Linked DNA regions of Homo sapiens: region 2 is linked to region 1. The links are chromatin loops, found by intact Hi-C in ENCODE. Cell type or tissue: CD4-positive, alpha-beta T cell. All regions are shown on one strand.

Region 1 (5,000 bases):
TTAATATGTTACAAAGTCTTATTTATTTTATTTATTTAGTTTTTTAAGAGACAGGGTCTCACTCTGTTGTCCAGGCTGGACTGCAGTGGCATGATCATAGCTCACTATAACTACAACCTCCTGGGCTCAAGCAATCCTCCCACCTCAGCTTCCCAAGTAGCTAGGACTACAGGCATGTGCCATCATGCCCAGCTAAATTTTTTTCATTTTTTTCTTGGTAGAAATGGGGTCTCACTACATTAACCAGGCTAGTCTCAAACTCCTGGCCTCAAGTAATCCTCCCACCTTAGCCTTCCAAAGACTGGGATTACAGGCGTGGGCCACAGCACCCAGCCACAAAGTTTTCTTTAAATGGCCAATTCGGCTGAGGAAAAAAATACTCATCGTGAAAATCAAGTAGGTCAATATGTTGGCTAAAATTTCCAATTGCCTTTAGCAGCCAGCAGATATGAAAGTAAAAGGAACAATCCCAATCCTTGAGTTTATTTTTAGGCTCCCCAAGAAAGAATAATAACATACCTGGTTTAATTTCTCAAGTACTCCTATATTTGATAACTCACTGAGCTGCTTTTTGTGGCCTCTGTGACTCTTTAATCCAATGCATTCCACAAAGCAAAGATCACTTTAAAGCACTCTCCCCACCCCATCCTCTTTCTCACAAAAGGTGATGTTTCATTTTCCCAACTTCCTTTTGGTAAATTATTACATGGACCTGCTTTCCCTGGGAAAAGTCCAGAAGCATATCTTCTAATTTAAGGAATGTACCAAACATTTTGAGTCCTACAGACCCTTCTGATTGGTCATGAATGTAACAATCAGCCTTTCTCCTGTGACACTTTTAATTCAAAAACAAACCCAAGGCAACCTTCAAAGCTGAAAGTGCTGAAATTCCAGAATCAGAAAAGAAAAAAAAACTTGCTCATTGATCAAGGTGACACAGTGCATGACTTCAGTATTTAATAGAGTGCTAACTACTGTATACTTAAATCAACTTCCATAAATTCCCAATGATGATACAAACCATTTACCTGGAGGCCCCAAAACATAAAATCTATGACAGACTTTGATATTAATTTTTATTGAACATTAACATTACACCCTATAGACATGAACATATTACCTACGATTTATGCAGCAGTAGACTTTTGTAACCTCACGAAATTCATGTTGTTAAGTCTTCATTCAACCCCCATCCCCCTACGTGCACAAACAAATACACAAACCTGCTCTGATAAAATCAACAATTACACTTGCTTCCCTCTCTGAGTTGCCAAGTCATCAGATCCACCCACCCGGATCCCTTTATGACTGTAAAGTTTATGGATTACTTATTTCTCACGGGTTTTGCTTCCTGACATACTGTAACCACTTTCCTTTTATAAAGCTCTGATCAATTCTCAGAAGCATATTGGCAGAGGACAGTGAGCAACAGTAGCAAAGATGTTTTTAGGATTTTATTACTTGGAGTCTTGTTTGCAAAGAACTTTACACTCACATCAGAGCCTTCTTACACTTTAGAAATGGAAGCATTCGTAATCCTATTTAACACACACCAAAAATAAGGTTAAGTCACTTGCAAAAGACCACCCAGTAGATACAAGGTAGAGTTCAGGTGCAAGGTAGCAAGTGTTCCATCTACCCTTTTAATTTCCTCAGCCACCAAAATTCAAGTTTTTGTTTTTTAATTAAGGCTGACATCACTCGTGTGAGCAGAATCAGCTCATCACATGCGGCACCACTAGCAGCTAGACTCTAGCTGCTAGAACATCTCCTTCCCAGTTTGTTGTTGTTATCGTTGTTGTTGTTGTTGGGGCAGAATAGACGGTTTGAGAGCAGAAGAGGCGAGAACAGAACCTATGAGCCCAGTGATAGGTGTGATAATAAAGACGAGTTTTGAGTTTCTGATAAGCAGTTTATTTTTAAGGACCCAAAATAATCTACCTTGACATTCCTCCCAAGTAATACATTCATGTTTTTCTTGATAACAATATAACTGTTATCCAAATAAACCTTAGATTTACTTAGGAAATAGTTTTAATAGAAAGTTTAAGAAGTCAAATATAAGACTAGTATTACCATATAAAAATCCCACGTAGAATCTACTTTTTCTCATCAGGCAAGGTCCCAAATAAAAAACCACTTTCAGTAATGAGCCTTGTAAAGGTACAACCTAAATGTTTTTTATATGCTTATCAAAAAGTTGCAAGGTAAAAAAATAAAATTTTTGTCTCATGAAAATTCAAAACCACATACAAAATTTGTATTTTTCTAATTAAGACTTTCCCTACATTGGACATCCAGAAAGTACTACAGAACATATGAGAATCTGATCTTTTATTATGAGTAATAGGTGTTTCTTCTTCACCACCAGAGGTCAGAATCCAGAATTAAGTCCTTATTTTTCTAAAGTATTAAAGTTTTATACTTTAACCTCATGAATCTTGGAGCAACTTTAAAAGCCACTTAAAACAAAACAAAAAAGCCCTCATTTCTCGACACTAAATGTAACTGTAGAAAACAGTTTCACAAAGGAAGAAGAGAGGGCAGACATTCTGGTTATTTCTTCCCCCAAAATACTCTAGAAGAGCTTATATGCATATCCACAAGGAGGTAATAGTTGTTGAGTCGGCCTCACATTTATTCGCAGATTCAACAAAGGACAGCTGACAAGCATGTGCCAGGCATGGTGTTAGGTGCCCAGGACATGAGAGAAAAAAAATCCCTCCACTCATGGAGAAATCTGACCTCAATTCCATCTGACCTCAATTCATCTGTAACACTCATTCAACAAACACACTGAACACCTCCTAGAGCCAGCATGTTTGGAATGAACGATTTGTCTATATAAGATCCTGCTCATTATCTTGCCTTTCTACTGAAATAGAGTTTATCCCATGCCTATGACAGAAAATTCATCTCTAAATATTATTCTACTATTCACTGGACTTCCCCCAAAAGGCTGGTCAAATTACTTGACCTTTTAGACATTCTTATCTTACAGATCTAGAAGACAGGAAACAACAGGAGCTTGAATATGTAACTAAGTTTTTATAACTACATTAGAAACTTTCCTTGCCTGTACAAGACAAAAAATAAACAGCTTTTTTTTTTTTAATTTACAATTCACAAAAATAGACAATCACAACCCTCCTGGCAAAAGAAAATGTTCCCAGAATACTAAATACTAATTTGAGGAAAACTTCACATACTAAAATCACAAATCTCTGAGTCAGGTATTTCTCTTTAGAGAAAAGCAAATCAATTGTAATGGTCCAGCAGCTTTTCATACCCTTGATAATGACTAGTTTCTTCCACATAAGAATTTTCCTTTTCCTCTCTGTTCAGTTCCAAATACTGTTTGTTCAAACTGAATCAATTTCATATTTAGGATTTTTAACTGGATCACACTTTCTGCCTAACATTTTTCATATAACCCCTCATTAAAGAGACATTAACAATTTCAATCAAACCAATTCCACTTCCTTACCCAAAAACTTAATTTCCTGTACAGTACTGCTTTCATTTCACCTTTAAAAAAATCTCAGTTCACAATTTTTTAAAGACCTCTGTTCTCTATTACTTAAGAAAATTCATAGTCTGGCAGAATATGCACCAATACAGGTTGTTACAAGTTTGGCTACTCAGTTTCTGATGGATCTTCTGGTACATAAAACCAAATTACATATTCAAGCTCCTGTCCCTACTTAAAATTCATTTTTAAAATTACTGAACACCAAAAATGGATGACATGAACAAAATATACTCACAGAATGTTACAACAGTCCATATAAGATGCAATAAGAAAGAAAATCAATGAAACAATATTATAAATTGCACAAAACTCTCAATAAAACAAAGTTCAGCAAAACAAAGCTGATTATATATACTTTAAACTTTTAACTGACTTCACTTACCTCTCAATCTGACAAGGATACCTACTTTCCCTCTGTAAAATACATGGGTGACACCCTCCAAAGAGCAAATGTATATAGCTATTAAGTACCTCTCCCATAATATACTTAGTACAAGGCATCTTGTTTGTTCCGAAACCTGGCTTTTTGCTTTTGTTCTTGACCATTTGCTCTTGTACTTAAGTAATTTATTATTTTGTTAACCAATAAAATGAGGGTGAAAAATGACTACTTTTGAAAAACTAAATTAACTACTTTGCAGATACTCAAACGGAAGTGGCTAAATTAATAACTGCCTAATGAACGGTGGAAAGAGAATTTAAGTCTGTAAGAAACAATAATTTTAATCTTAATTTTAATTATTCCTTTCTAATTAATTAACTACAACTAGACCAAGTAGTCAGCTGGTGTCGAATTAAGAAGTGTTTCGTGAAGCTAAACAAATATGATAAAGCATATGGTGGTGGCCACTCCCAATCATCCCCTTCCCCAGGGTGGCCAGACGAGTCTTCAGATAGCACTCCTCCTGAAGGTCATCTAACTGACCCCACAAATCATCTTAACCTAATCTTACACTGGATTCTCTGGTTTATTTTCATGCCGGAAATAGCATTTTGGTTGAAAACACAGTTTCCTCTGTAAGTATTAGCCTCCAACCTAAATTTTTAGAGCTGAAACTGAGTTCTATTTTTTTTTAATAGAGACAGCGTCTCACCATGTTGCCCAGGGTGGTCTTGAACTCCTGGGTTCAAACAGTTCTCCCACCCAAAGTCCTAGGATTACAGGCGTGAGCCACCAGACCCAGGCTGCAACTGAGTTCTTGAACCCATAAAGCTGAGAAAACATAAAACTTAAAATCTCACTACTCTACTACATTCTACACTGATGGTCTTTAAACCGGGCTATGTATAACATTTAGGGCACATGAAAACTCTAAAGGAAAACAACTATCTCTCCATCTTCAACTTCCTTGTAAAATAATATGCCTGAGAATTTCCCTTCTCTTTCCTAACTGCCTCTCACTTCCTAAAGTGGGCATACCTCTCAGCCACCACCCTCCCCTCATCTCACTAGGCACACTGCCCACGA
Region 2 (5,000 bases), 51 kb after region 1:
CCAAAAATTAAGAATTACTTTGCTTTCAGAGAAATTTTCTGATTTACTAAAATAACTTATCCCATGGGAACTTACTGGGATGGAATGAAAGTTCAGCTTCTTAAGCACATAAATAACTATACAGCATAGTATTTATTCAATGTAGCAAAACTCATTCAAGCTAGAAGCTTTCAATAAGGTTAAATGTGGTCAGAATTTCAATAAAGGAATTGTATGTATGGGCAAATTATATGTTTTGACTATAAATTAACAGAACTTTACTCTCACATGGCTTATAAAAAAATCTACATTTGTATATGGGATATGTGGGATGGGCACATAGACACACAAACACCTAACCCATATAGTACACGCATGTGCTCAGGAGTGACAGTCAAACTATTTCCTGTTATCCCACTGCAAAAGCAATACATTTATTACAAGGAAGTAAATGTTAAGTCCTCATAGAGACACTTAGAATTTGGCATCTTGGAGGAGTGGCAAATGTAACATGATTATCAAATCTCCTACTGCCAGGCTCTTGTAACAATGTTTTATTAAGTTTGATACACACACACACACACACACACACACACACACACACAGCATATGCACACATATATTTATTTATCTCCACCTAAAAAGAGAAAGACATGTCACTTTTTAATTCCTCCTGCCAATGGCATCATGCCAAATCAATTTTTCCTTAACCCAGTATTTTTGGCAGCTTTATCATAATATGCCATAATTCCACAAATTCAGTAGTTGGCTAACATGTGGCTCTGAATTAAAAGTAGATATGATATAGTCTCCCTCTATATATGAAAGATCATTTTTAGATATATACATAAAATAAAGACTACCTTTGCACCTAAAATCTGCCTCTAATTTCTCCTTCTCACTTTCTCTTTACCATTAGCAAGAATCAAGCACTTTTGAAACATTAATCCAGATCTGATTTTGGCAGTCTTCTATAATCTTATCCAAGAAACCACTTGGACATATTTATCCAAAGACATATAGCCACATTGTTTTTCAAAATCTATATAATAAGCCAACTCTTATAAGTATATAGGTTAGCCTTCTATTTATAACCAGAAAACTTAGAGCCACCTGTTTCAGCTCTGATCTCAAGAACACCACTTTTACCTCTTAGGTCAAATCTGGCACCCGCAACTTAGTACTAAATTTCCTCAAAATAATGTGATTATGTAATCTCTCAAATTTCATTATGTTTTTTCCTCTGAATTTTGTTAACTAAGGCCAAATGCATTAACATACAACAAAATTCTCAATGTGAGTGATAAAAATGCATTAAAAGTAACCCTTAATCTATGCTATTAACTGATTTTATTCTATTTTGGCACGTTTGAAGTAACTCATCTAAGGATTAGTTAGGCTTTTCTACACTTCTTTTTATCAGGACTCTACCATTCTTGATTTAGTTTTGAGAGAAAAGGGTTTGCAAAAACTATAATAATCTCACAGCTGGAGATGGCTGGAAAGTCCGTTAGTACTCATTGTGCCCTTAATTTGCAGGAAGCCTTTGTGCTCTTCTACTCCTCGTTTTACATGCTGAGCAGTTTTCACTGATAAAGTACTTATAGACCAGTTATTTTAGATTAATGAAAAGCCCACTAAAATTTTATGTACAGTGGCTGTGAACTTTCTCTTTAAAATACTGAAATTTATCTTGAGAGTCTTGATTACATGAAAATCTTAACCCTGGTAATTTGCCTCAATAGTTTTCATGTGAATAGGCAAAGGCAGTCTTAAAATTGTTTAAGAAGTATTATTTTCAAACACAGAAGGTATCCAAAATTTCAGGCTATGAATTCAGATTGAATGGCTGAAGCCTCAGGGCAAACACACTGATTTAATCACGTAGCAGTGGGTTTCAAAATCTTGCCCTCTTAAGACTTAACAATAAAGTATTTCCCTGCCCTTTAAATCTATAGCAATAACGCAAACACATTATACAGAAGGACCCAACATTGTTGAAATTTTGTTGGGATTTTTAACATTATGACATCAATTCCAGGAGTACATGGTATTATTCTAACTCTACACTTATCCAAGATGAGATTTTAAAGTCAATGAGTTAGTATTTCCTCTGAACTTCAAGCCTAAAAATGACATTTAAATATCCAATTATCAAGGATTATAAGTCAAACTCAATTTTCACAGTTTTCTAAAAGTCTTCAGATACAAAAAACAAAGTCTAACTTTAAACAGTCTAAGCTGAAGTTTTTAAATCTGTCCCAATATAAGCAAAAATGTTGAGATTTGTTATATTCCAAGACATGAAAATATAATCATGTTAAAATTACTCATTTTCTGCTATACTACCTTCCTGTAAATCAGAAATTCAAATCATAGTCATATAGATTCATATAAAACACAGCTAGCATATCTGCAAAGTAGAAATGATAGTGTTTGAAACTAATAGGGTTAAACAATTTATTTTGTGAGGCCACTGGCAAAACCTACAGCAGCTGTCTAACTTTGCCTTTAACGATCATAGCAAAAGCTCAAGGAAGTGATCCAATGCAGCACTGGTCTTTAGTAACCAGATCGTTTCTATTTCATTTTCAGCCAACGGAATGGATAACGAAAACAAAATTATGCCTCAGTCAGTACGTTTACTTGACAAGCTAATTTTTAACAATGTTAAACTTTTATTCACATATATGGCCAGAAGTAAGTTGTATCTTTTTTCTGTGTAGATAATCTTAATAACTTTTAAATACTGGCTACACAAGATAAAACTTCAGATGGCTATCACTTCTTTAAACTCACTTATAAAAACTACTGGAAAACTTTTTAGCTATTCAAGAACATATTAAGCTAAAAAATAAAAGGCAAATGGTTAGTCATTGCTGTAAACTGTTGAGCCATAGATGTTTGATTCTTTCAGTGAAGAAAACTGCAGGATTTATACCATTTTATAGAAGACCTAAAACAACTGTATAATGATTTTTATAAAAGAAACAAACTCAATTCCTCAAGGATTACAATTTCCTACCAAAAACTACTTACACTGTTCAAAATAAACCAAAAATAGCTCTCTCATTACATATCATCATCTGGTTACTATCAATGTATCTGAGATACCTATTCCTACATTCTTTTCTACTTACCCTGTGGAAAACAGGTATTTCAGACATCTAGCTAATTGGGACTTATAAATATTTATTTATTTATAAATCAAGTGTCTGAAGAATGTGAATAACGGAAACAAAGTAATTTAAATAAGTGACCCAACAAAGTTATGCTTATTAGTCTAGTTAATAACCACGGGTTCATACTAGAAAGAAGCTCCAAAATAATTTCAAACTAAGTTATGTGGGAATAGATATGACACAACATTCCCCATTTCAATATTTATGATGCATATGTAACTATATTGTCTTACTCAAGTAATTCGCCTAAAGAACAATTTTAATCCAGTATTTAACATAATTCCAATCATGTTTACTTCCACAAAGGTTTGGGCCAGAACAATTTTAGTCAGATTTTAAGCTAGTATAACATTTATACTATATGCCATAGGTAAGAGATACTAATTGATTATAAATATATCAAACATACTTTCTGATTATGAGTCCTATATCATCATTTTATACCATCTTAAGTAGAAGAAATCTCACTTCAACTATTAAGCATTTGAAGACAATTACTAAGTGTTGGTTTTGTAAAGGAGTACAAATTACTTAACATTTAATAATTAAAGTATGTGCACGAATGGATATTCCTAAACTGACACACTTATGAATGGCTTACTGGTTTTAAAAAGTAACTCCCAAATGCTGGGTTAATATGTTTCACTTTAGGGACTTAAACCATACTTCTTCAAATAAAATTAAATAAATTAGTTTGCAAGTAATTAATGACGAGAATTCAATAACGTAAAACTATCCCTGCGTATTCTCTATGGCTGGGAAATTTAGCTGGTTATGTTCATATAATACACTTAGTGGGTCTTGGAGCCCACTGCCTGTAAAATCTCCCATGGAGATTCAAGACCACCCATTGAAAATAGAACATTATTGCCTCCAGCAAGAAGCTGGTACATAGGACTGGTTATTCAAGTCTTTTAAATACTATTTTATTGAGGGATTGCAGGAGGTGGGGGAGGGGTGAAGGCGGATTCATGAGTGGATGGGGGAGGAAAACTCAGAAAAAAACAGTAATTTCTAAAGCAGAGGTTCCTGCCGTACCCCCTTCACCCACCCGTACTTTTAAAACAGCTACATAAACAAAGTAATAAGTGCTCAATTTCAGAGAGAATTACATTATACTCCATTTGAACAGGCTACAAAGTACTTTTATTTGAAAAGCTGCTTGTGCTCTGTTATAAACAATTTTACTCTGCACCAATTTCAGACAAGAGAAGATGGCTAGGGAGTGTGGGAGGTGGAGTTAGGAAAAATTCACTCAGTGTCTTTCAATGCCTTAAACAGTTGATCCAATAAAGATCCTTTAGAGAAAACTTTAAGTCTATTTTTTTTCTCCAAGTAAGCAAATCATACAGGAGGGCTTTTCTTTTCTAGGGTACTGCACCCTGTCTCTTTAAATTCCAGGCCTGCCCCATTTCCCACGCATTCAATGAAAGCCCCACGTTTGCTGGCCTCCAGCCCACAATGTCAAGTAGTTCTCTTGCTATTGAATTTCAAGATTATTCTTTTGGATCATTTGCCCTTTAGTTTTAAGCACACCAAAGCAAAAATAATGTCTTTCTACAATAACATAAAGAAAACTCAGAGGTCTTTACAAGTCTACAAGTAGAGAACACCTTGTCCTCTGGTTCCTCTTTCACTGCAAAATATGCTCCCACTCCATATGCTCCAAATAAGGGCCATTTGTACACTATCGTCATCTACCATAGTTTTGTCTGTCCTATAACAAAATTTTATGAGTATTTTTATTTAATTTGGTGCCAATTTGGAATCTCTTTGCAATACTCAAACCAGGTCTTCATATTGCTCAAACTCTCCACTCTTCAACTTGGTGTCTGGGGT

The links. A loop is a pair of places that touch in the nucleus more often than their neighbours do. Peaks named below come from ENCODE experiments on the same cell type or tissue, not always from the same donor. Only the 100,000 strongest peaks of a DNase experiment are listed, where the experiment ranks them.
Region 2: a loop joins it to region 1, with 4 times the contacts of the local background. A loop is called at or near these places in 26 of 110 quality-filtered maps.

The regions. Positions count from the first base shown.
Region 1 is chr9:20,550,729-20,555,728 of GRCh38, forward strand. The region is part of intron 2 of MLLT3 (MLLT3 super elongation complex subunit); the gene reads right to left. Among named protein-coding and RNA genes, the nearest start is that of MIR4474, 51 kb to the left of the region's middle. RefSeq lists an enhancer at 1,159-1,218. In CD4-positive, alpha-beta T cell, CTCF peaks have their summits at 2,335 (motif pointing right) and 2,535; no DNase peak of the experiment used is centred here.
Region 2 is chr9:20,602,215-20,607,214 of GRCh38, forward strand. All of the region lies in intron 2 of MLLT3 (MLLT3 super elongation complex subunit), which reads right to left. Among named protein-coding and RNA genes, the nearest start is that of MLLT3, 18 kb to the right of the region's middle. RefSeq lists a silencer at 2,582-2,631. In CD4-positive, alpha-beta T cell, no CTCF peak of the experiment used is centred here; a DNase peak (open chromatin) is centred at 2,537.